2 separate regions of the Mus musculus genome follow, and region 2 is linked to region 1. Evidence: chromatin contacts called from ENCODE Hi-C or POLR2A ChIA-PET data. All regions are on one chromosome and are shown on one strand. Each heading gives the region's core, a stretch centred on a gene start or an enhancer-like site at or near the end of the contact. The rest is flanking DNA. Distances are from core to core; before and after follow the strand shown.

Region 1 (4,922 bases), core at 1,238-3,737:
CGAGTCAGAAAGGTGCCTGTTATGGTGGGGCACGACAGCAGGATATGCTGAGGAGAGAGAGACACAGTCAGGTGTTGTAGGGCAGCTGGAGCTATATCGTTAGGGACAGCAAGATGGCTTGGTAGGCAAAAATGCTTTCCATGTTTACTTCCACAACACCACGGCACATGTGTGGCTGCATGCATCCACACATCATGATGTAATGATAATGATAAGTGAAAGGTTTTTTTTTTAAGTTTTATCTATGAGTTTCTAAGTTGGAGTACCCATTCTTCTGTCTCTAGAGAATAGGAACAATTATTAATAAGAATCCTTGCCAGGCGCGGTGGCACACGACTTTAATTCCAGCACTCGGGAGGCAGAGGCAGGTGGATTTCTGAGTTCAAGGCCAGCCTGGTCTACAGAGTGAGTTGCAGGACAGCCAGGGCTACACAGAGAAACCCTGTCTCGGAAAAAAAATCCTTGAAAGGGGCACCAAAGCCAATTATTGCTCTGCTAAGGTAGAGCAACAATATGCTGCTGTCTCTAAGGACTGTGCCCTTGGCAATCCTATGCCACACAGAGTTACTATGTTTATGGGCTCCTAGGAAGACACAAAACCTAATCTGATCCTGTGGGAACAATGCTCAAGACTCCCTCAAGGGAAATCTTGTAAATAAATGTATTCTACTTTTGTATGCCCCAAATTGTGATGAGTCTCAAAACTGAATAAAATATGAGCTGGGCATGCCAGCAATCCCAGCACTCAGAAGGCTGTGGCACAAGTTTATAGTTCGAACCCATCCAGGACTGTGTAACAAGAGCCTGCCTTGAAACAAAACCAAACAAATAAAAAAAAAAGTATAAGGACCAAATCCCAGACATGTATAAGAATGGAAGATGGATGAACGTCTGCCCAGAAGAAGGATGCTGGCATACAATGCTCAGAATGAGCAGTGCCACAAGGACAGACCAGGAGAGCTGCCTTTCTGGCACACACACGTGGCTCCTTCATGTTATCACGAGAAACCAAGACGTTCCAGTTAAAGCAACTTAAGTATCTTTATTTATATTATATTATGGATATGATTGCTCTATCTGCATGTACACCTGCATGCCAGAAGAGGGAGGGCATCAGACCTCATTATAAATGGTTGTGAGCCACCATGTGGTTGCTGGGAATTGAACTCAGGACCTCTGGTAGAGCAGCCAATGCTCTTAACCACTGAGCCATCGCTCTAGCCCAGCAACTTAAGTATCTTAAAGAGATAAACCATTTTACATTTATTTCTTCCCCTGCATATGTGCATGCACATGTGGAGATCAGAGAACTACTTCCAGGAGTTGGTTTACTCCTTCCACCATGTGGGTCCGAGGAATCAAAATCAGATCAGGCTTGTTGGCAAAGGTCTCTACCAGTCCAATCTTGCCAGCCCAATCTTCTACATCTTTGAACATGACAGGGTATCACTATGTAGCCCTGGCTCCCCCTGGAAATTGTTATATAGACCAGGCTGAACTTGCCTCTGACTCCCTAGTGCTGGGATTACAGGCATGCATCACTAAGCTTGTCAAAAAATTGTTTTGCTCTCTTAGATGAAGTGTATTAGTATATTCTTTCTGTTGTACAGTCTGGCATTATAACCCCAACTGTTACACTAATACATTAGTCACAGCTAGGTCCTTTACAGAATATGTGATCTCACTGTACTCTTCTAAGAAGAGAAACTGAGTCATAAAATGTCAACTTGTTTCCCAAGCACACACTTAGTTTAAACTGAGGCCCTGTTAAACCCAGTTTGCCTTCCTATGCCCTTCTTCAAGCCATGGCTGCGTCTCAGCATGCCCACCCACGCCTGCTGTTCTTCCAACTTCAAATCAGGTCGTCAAAGATAAGCGTATATGATCTTTTAAAGCCAACAGAGAAATTTCATTCTTCCACCCCCTTCCTGCCCCTCAAGAAAGAGAAAGGTAAAAAAAAGGAACGAAGTGCAGGAGAGGACAGAGTAGGTAAGAGGTGGCTCCCAACAGGACTCACCTTGGAGCTGAGGTCCTCTCTCCGGTTTCCTGCTTTACTTCTGCGTAATTTGATGGATGGAGACCTCAGCAAGTTCTTGATACGGCTAGTAATGGTTGACCCTTCTCCAGCCATCATAACGAGGAGCCCCTAAGGACAGTCCCTGGCCTAGCCTTTGGACTTGTCTCAACAGCGGTACTGCCTTCTCGTTCAACACAGCCTTCGGATATGCACTTTCACTGGCCTGAGATGGCAGAAGCAACCTTATCATCACAGTAGGTGTCTTCTGCTTGTCACCAACTCTTACTCTGGGCATTGCCCTGCGCTTTCCCACTCCCCATCCCCACCCTAGCCTGCTAGATTTTTTTTTACAAGGGGAGGACGACCCCTGGAGTGAAGAAATGTCAGGCCCACACCTGCCAGAGGCGTTTAACTGAAGAATCGGATGAACTAGTGACCAGTCGGGCGCCGGTTACAGCCCAAGTGTTCCCATGGTAACTGAGGTGTCCAAGGGAGGAGGCCTCCGAAGCCACTGGGCAAGGGGCCGAAGCACCGAGCTGGCCGCCGGGCTCACGCTGGCCCGAGCCGATGCGAGAAGCTCCCTCCCGCACCCGAGTCTTGGGAGCTCCGTTTTAGCCCCCCACACCCACTGCCTACTTCAGAAACCCTACTACTCGTCAGCGCCCCCGTTCGCTGGGGCCCAGCTCACAGCGCCCTCCGGCATCGCGATCGACGGCTTCAGCTCTGCTGCCGCAGCCGCAGCAGTAGCTATGGTGGCACCAGCGGCTCAAAACGCGAACTAGAGCCTGGGCCGAGCTGCGCTGGGAGGGCGGGGCCTAGTAAAGGGGGTGCGGTCTGTGGCAGATTGGTTCCCGATTGGACGACTGATGCCTATGGGGGCGGAACCAAGGAATGAACCAAGAACGCAGAGGTCTCGGATTCTGCACAGTATAATTGTGGGTACCGCTCCTAAAGGAAGGTCAATGTAATATTGCTTTAGAATTGAGAGAACCTGGCCTTTTACGGTATTATCAGGCATGGTCCTCTTAGAGAACTTTGATAACCACGCCTCCAGGCCTAAGATTGATATTTGGTGGGCCTAGGAGATTACGGCTGAAATTTAATTCCTAACTCATAAAAAAAAAAAAAAAAAAAAAAAAAAAGGAGGGGGGGGGTTTGGGATGCTGCCAAAAGAACTCCTTTCCATTCCAAGTGCTGGGATTTAACGCAGTTGGAATCGTTTCTGATTCCGGCCAGCCTAACACAATGACTCACGCAGAGTAACTCAATTTACACACTTTTGAACTTAATCTATCAGTGATGGAAGACTCAAGCCTCAAAATAGAGCCTTAGGGTAGGTTGTGAACTGAAAAGGCACCCATGATATAATCCATCATTTCCTTAGCTGCCAACGTCCTTATAGCATTTAACAAGAAATACTGTTAACAGCATTAACAGTATTTTTGCTACTCCAGATCTTTTCTGTCTTTTCAAAAATTGCAAACACCCCTAGGGCTGACACCGATGTCAAAGTTTGCTGCTATCAGGTTTTGTTTGTTTTGTTTTGTTCTAGCTCATGGAGATAGGGGAAATACCACATACTCATGCTTCATAGATTTGTAAGTTGGCTAGAATTTTTCATCTAGCTACTACTTCAAGAAATTACCTTGGGGGTTGGGGAGCGCTGGACAGATGGATTGGTGATTAAGAGCGCTGGCTTCTTTTCATAAGACTCAGGTTTAATTTACCAGCACCCTTATGGCATATCACAACAGTTCCCAGGGATTTGTCTCCCTCTTTTGGCCTCCATCATAGGCACCAAGCAAAACACCCAAACACATAATTTCTTTAAATAAAATAAAACTGCCTTCTGAAAAGGCTAGCTTAAGCCAAAAGGCCTGTACCCAACTAGAACAGTACACTGACATGTCCCCCATTCCAGACCGTAGGAACTGCTGAGGAAAATGGTAGTTAGAGGGAAGGATCCTTAAAAAATGGTTTAGTGGCCGGGCGGTGGTGGGACATGCCTTTAATCCCAGCTCTTGGGAGGCAGAGGCAGGCGGATTTCTGAGTTCGAGGCCAGCCTGGTCTACAAAGTGAGTTCCAGGACAGCCAGGGATATACAGAGAAACCCTGTCTCGAAAAAACAAAAAACAAACAAAAAAGTTTAGTGGTACTTGCACAATCTGTGTTCAAACAGGAAGGTACCTGTGTACTATATAGCTACGTATTGGATACAAATGTCAACAGCAACTGGACGCCTAAAGCCACACATTATAGATTTTAGGAAACTAAAATGGTACTTCCAATTTTACCGCCTAGACCCGAAGACAAGAATGATCACCTCTAACTATATTAACTCGGCACCATTAATCATCTGCGATTTGACCTACTCACAAAGCTGCTGTACATTGCTAACAAATGCCACCACCTGGTGTTTTAATTTGTGTACTACAGGTCCTGCTCTTCTCTGACCGGGTTTATCATATTTTCTTTGGGCAATCTGTTTCACTTTTATGGGTTTGCAAAGTGTCCGTCCTTTCTCGCCCAAAGCTATTATGGCTTAGCTCCTTAAAGACACCTTCATTCCTGAAATATTTTCATCTGGTCTGATCTGCACAGGCAACTCTAAGCACTTGCTTTCCATATCTAAAGGTGAGACTCATTGAAGTTGAGAAAGTTTAATGAGGGAACAAAACTCTTGAAATTGGGTGTTTTCAAGCTAAGGTCAAAAAAAAAAAAAAAGATGCTAGTATGGGAATAGTGTTGTGCTTCATAGATTCCTCAAAACGTGTCCAAGTGCAATGTGAAGAGAAGCAATCTCTTTACTCCCAAATGTATCATCCTGCTCTCCAAACACAGCTGACCAAACACAGCATTCTGATTGTGTATGTCCAAACAAGTATGCATGGTTTTTATCAGATTC
Region 2 (4,922 bases), core at 979-3,478, 190 kb after region 1:
ACTCACACACATGTGAGAGAAACAGACAGAAAGAGACAGAGAGAGACAGAGACAGAGAGAGACAGACAGCCAGAGACAGAGACAGCCAGAGACAGATTGAAATTGAGATTTGGTTTCATTAAGTAGCCTGGGCTAGCCTTGAGCCGTAGCAATCTTCTTGCCTCTGCATTCCCAGTGCTGGGATTACTGGTGCATATCACTATGCCCAGCATCATCAATGTGTTGTAACAATTCTCACCAGTAAATTCTGATGCCTACTAAAGTTTTAAGCCTCTGAATTAACATTGGCTATCCTGGGCTAGCCTCAAACAATGATTTACTAAGGATAAGTATGTGCACAGTGATACATTGATTGCTGAACATTAATGGAGGCAAAAGACAAGGATCCATGCTCACAGGGAAATCAGTCTAACCAGTCCTTTCTCATGCACAGGACTTTTTATTTAGCCAAAACAGGGCACTGGGCAACAGAGGTGTCTCATCAGTTGAGAGCACTTGTTGCTCTTGCAAAGGACCAGTGTTGCTTGGCTTTTAGCATCACACAGTAGCTCACAACTATCTGTAACTGCAGTTGTAGGATATCCAATACTGTCTTGACATCCTCATTTTAATTCCTTGGGCTCCAGACATGCATGTGGCACAAATACATACATGCAAGCAAAACACACATTTTTTTAAAAAACTCTTTTTTTTAGATTTTATTTATTATTTATTTTATATGTAAGTACATTGTCGCTGTCTTCAGACACACCAGGGGAGGGAGTCAGATGTCATTAAGGATGGTTGCAAGCCACCATGTGGTTGCTGGGATTTGAACTCAGAACCTTCGGAAGAGCAGTAAGTGCTCTTAACCGCTGAGCCATCTCTCCAGCCCCCCAAAACACAGATTTAATAAATAGAAATAAAAAAACATTTTTAAAAATGAGCACCTGTTGTTCTTTCAGAGTTCAATTCCCAGCACCCACATGGTGGACCACAACCATCTGTAACTCCAGTTCCTGGAGATCTAACTCCCTCTTGTTGCTTCTCAGGGCATACACATAATGCACAAATATTCATGCAGGCAAATGTGTTTGTTTGTTTGTTTGTTTATAAAGACAGGGTTTCTCTGTATAGCCCTGGCTGTCCTGGAACTCACTTTGTAGACCATGCTGGCCTCGAACTCAGAAATCTGCCTGCCTCTGCCTCCCAAGTAAATGTGTATATTTAAAAGGAAATAAATATAAAAATTAAAAAAAAAAAAGGTTTTTGCCCATAGGTGATGGCACACACCTTTAATTCAAGAGACTGAATTTGAGGCCAGCCTGGTCTACAGAGTGAGTTCCAGGATAGCCAGGACTGCACAAAGAAACCCTGACTGGAAAAATGTAAAAACAAACAAAATGAAACAAAAAAAAACCAGGGTCTCACTGTGTAACCTAAGTAGACATTGAGTCTGTCATCCTCCAATATCAGTCTCCCAAGTGCCAGAATTACTCAAGCCTTTCATATCACAAGGCTGAAAGAACTTCTCTTGTGAAAAGGTAACTACTAATTGCAGCAGTCTGCTCCATACAAGTGGTTAGTGCAAGTGCTTGGGTTTCAGACCATCCAAGTTTAGAAGTTCAGGGGGCAGAACTGATTGGTAAAGTTTTGTTTTGTTTTGTTGTTGTTGTTTTATCAAAGTTGATTCTGGCTAGACCTTAAAGGGGATAAACTTTGTGGGAAGGGACGGCAGGGAAGGGGGTTGAATTCCCAAGAGGAGAGACTGACATAAACGAAGGGAAGATGCTTAGGAAGCGGGTAACCTTGATGACAACCAGTTTCTTTAGTCTTCTCACTAACACCCAATTCTTACAGTGCTCTCTGGGAGAGTTGCTTTCTTTGGATCTCCCTCTCACAGTTACCTTCTCGCTCGTCTAAAAGCACACTGGGGAGATCGCATTGGTTTGTGTGCAGACTTTTGTATGCTGAGTGCGGGGAGTGGAGCGGGAATACAGGACGCAGTTAAGCACGGTGTTGAGTGCAGAAGGACGTTTGTGCAAGTTTTTACATCTGCCGTGCTGTGGAAAGACCTGGGTCTGCATTACATCAAACGCGTGTGTTCCCAGCGTCTGTGTAAAGAAAGATTAGTCGCCGCAGGCTTCGCCGCTTGAGGTTCAGAGACACAACGCTGAGCTGGGAGCCCTCGAGCTCCCGGGCGAGCCACAGCGCGGCAGGCGGGGCTGCTCGGCGGAAGCCGAACTCTAGAGGCGGCGGAAGTGCCAGTCCGCACGGCCAAGATGGCGGCGCCCAGGCGGGTTTGGTTGGAGTAGGTTGCTGTTTGCAGAGACCCCGATCAAGTTACTCAGGTGGAGAACCCAGAAGCAAGGTGTCTGGTTACTTTATCATACCTGCTTGGGAGTCTTTGCACAGAAGTAGCTTGTGTTACCTAAACCTCGGGTACAGCTCTTCATTTCGAGCCTCACGAGCTGTCTCTTGGTTGCAGACGCGGGCGATCCAGGATGCTTAACTAGAGCCTGAGGTGCAATCTCTGGATTGGTCGTGTCGCCGATAGGCTGCGATGTAAGAGGCTATTCCAAAACCCAGTAAATCCATTGTTAGTTTTCCTTCGCTTTAGAGGTTATCTGTCGGAATTATCCTTATTATAATTCAAGGCGTAACTTTTAGCACTAATTGATTTTAGACAAATCCCCCCCCTGGAGTTTGTGGGGGAGTACATTTGCTTCTTTATGTAGCATGGGACTTGCTGTTTTCATTCACTGAAGTTTATTTATATAACAGATACTGTGGAAGGCACGCTGCATGCAGTAATAACTTGCTGTTGTTTTGAAAGGTTTCCTGTATCCCAGGTTGAATTGAAACGCCTTATCTTCCTGCCTCCACTTCCCAAATGCTGGGATTAGTCTGTCTCAGCCTTGTGCATTTTACAGGCTTGAAACTTAATTTGGAATAGCTTAAATAATTTGCCTAATTTTACACTAGTAAGTAGTGGAGCTAGTATTTTATTTCTGACTTAGGTTTCTAATGTTGCTGTTAAACAACCCGTCACAGCCCCGTGTTTGTGTGTGTATTTACTGGGCAGTGAAACTACTGGGGTTCGGGAATCGTCTCACAAACACCAATCTCAGACAGGGATAGTTTAGTGAGCATATATTCCATGACTTGACCAAATTCCATGGTCCAGATTTGGGAACTGGACCATACCCCTTGAATTAAGATCCTACAGGATTTTTAGGCCCCAAATCCACAAACATCTGTGCCAAGTTATTCAGGATTTAGGGATGGAGGATTTCCTTGGGAACATGTCTTTGTTGTACACCACTCACTGTGTTCCTATTGGTTGGGGTATTCAACTGTGGCAGGGGACTTGCCTTATCTAATATTCAGGTCTTAACTTGTCTACTGGGATGGGACTTGTCTAACATTCATGTGTCTTAACTTGCCAATTAGGAGGTCAATTACGCAAGTACATGTCTCTTTGTGCCAAGTAAACTTGACTTGACCACTACTCAAGATGGAAGTATTATTCCAAATAGTTTCTTATACTGGTACAAGTGTCTCTTTTTTTTTTTTTAAAGATTTATTTATTTATTTATTTATTATATGTAAGTACACTGTAGCTGTCTTCAGACACTCCAGAAGAGGGCGTCAGATCTCGTTACGGATGGTTGTGAGCCACCATGTGGTTGCTGGGATTTGAACTTCGGACCTTCGGAAGAGCAGTCGGGTGCTCTTACCCACTGAGCCATCTCACCAGCCCACAAGTGTCTCTTTTATGTTGGGGATCATCCCCAAGGCAACTTACACCATAAAAGCTCATACAAAGGTGTAGAAAGTGCTGTTGGGTGGTTGGTTTGGGTCCAAGCGAGGAGTTCTTCTGACTTCTGTCTTGATTGGTTTCAAAGGGCACAGAACATAACAGAATATATCATCAATCTTGACATTAGAAAGTTTCTGGCAACAGCAGAAACATATGAGAAGGTTTCCTTATAATGCCAAGCTATCCAGGTAACAGTTACCTGGGCCTTAATATTTTACCTAGGTCCCAACAGAAACCAAGGTCTTATGCATGCTAGGCAAGCACTCTGCCACTGATCTACACTTGACTACTCAAACCAGCACATGTGCACACCCTCGCTCACACACACACACACACACACACACACACACCTCCTATACCTGGAGCTAACTATGTAGCCTTGGGGGCTGGCTTTGAATTCAACTGTTCTGCCTCAGCTGCCTGCATGCTGATAATAGCCATGAACATTTATAGCCTTTTTTACACACCTCGCCCAAATTAAACTCTCAAAAAGCTTTTTTAGTGGTAACTTTGTTTTTGATTTTTTGTGGGGAGAAGGTCTTGCTGTATTATAGCACAAACTGTCTTAGGGCTCTCAAATCCTTTAACCTCCTGAATGCTAGGGTTACAGGCATAGCCAATCACAGATGGTTATCGGTATCGTTCCTTAAGTTACACACTCATGTTAATATTTTAACATTTCTGCCCCCTTTAGCCCTTGTGTTAGGAGTGTTTTCTATACTGGCCTAGTAAGTATAGTTATTTCATCTGATCCTGCATAGGACTGGGAAATAAGGAAATACATAGATTGCTTGCCACCGTTACCATTGTGGCCTATTTGTCGTGTCTCTCCCTGCTTCTTACTGTCCTCAGCCTTTAGAAGATGTGTCCCATGTGCCATTTATTTACATTTTATTATGTTACTTGTTTATTTTGTGGAGGGGAGGCACACATGCCACACTGTGCTTGTGGAGGTCAGGGGACAGCTTGCCGTGTGGAGGTCAGGGGACCGCTTGCCGGATTTGGTTCTCTCTTTTCACCATGTGGGTTGGGAATTGAGTTCAGGTTGCCAGTCTTGGCAGCAAGTGTCTTTATTGGTTGAGCCATTGAGGTCCTGTTGGTTTCATTGTTTATTTTCTGT

The links. Hi-C counts contacts between places; a loop is a spot of excess contacts on that map. ChIA-PET counts read pairs that join two places held with the same protein, here RNA polymerase II (POLR2A).
Region 2: a loop to region 1 is called in a map of heart, with 10 times the contacts of the local background. The contact joins the promoter of Rpap1 here to the promoter of Mapkbp1 in region 1. A Hi-C loop is called at or near these places in 1 of 37 maps with a recorded cell type or tissue (heart). POLR2A ChIA-PET finds 5 or more read pairs at or near these places in 3 of 5 experiments (Patski and embryonic stem cell).

What each region holds. Positions count from the first base shown.
Region 1 is chr2:119,970,264-119,975,185 of GRCm38, reverse strand. It overlaps Mapkbp1 (mitogen-activated protein kinase binding protein 1), which reads right to left and starts at 2,487. Exons shown (of 30, transcript NM_011941.3): 1 at 2,018-2,487. The coding sequence starts at 2,134.
Region 2 is chr2:119,784,843-119,789,764 of GRCm38, reverse strand. Rpap1 (RNA polymerase II associated protein 1) reads left to right here and starts at 2,228. Exons shown (of 25, transcript NM_001163701.1): 1 at 2,228-2,350.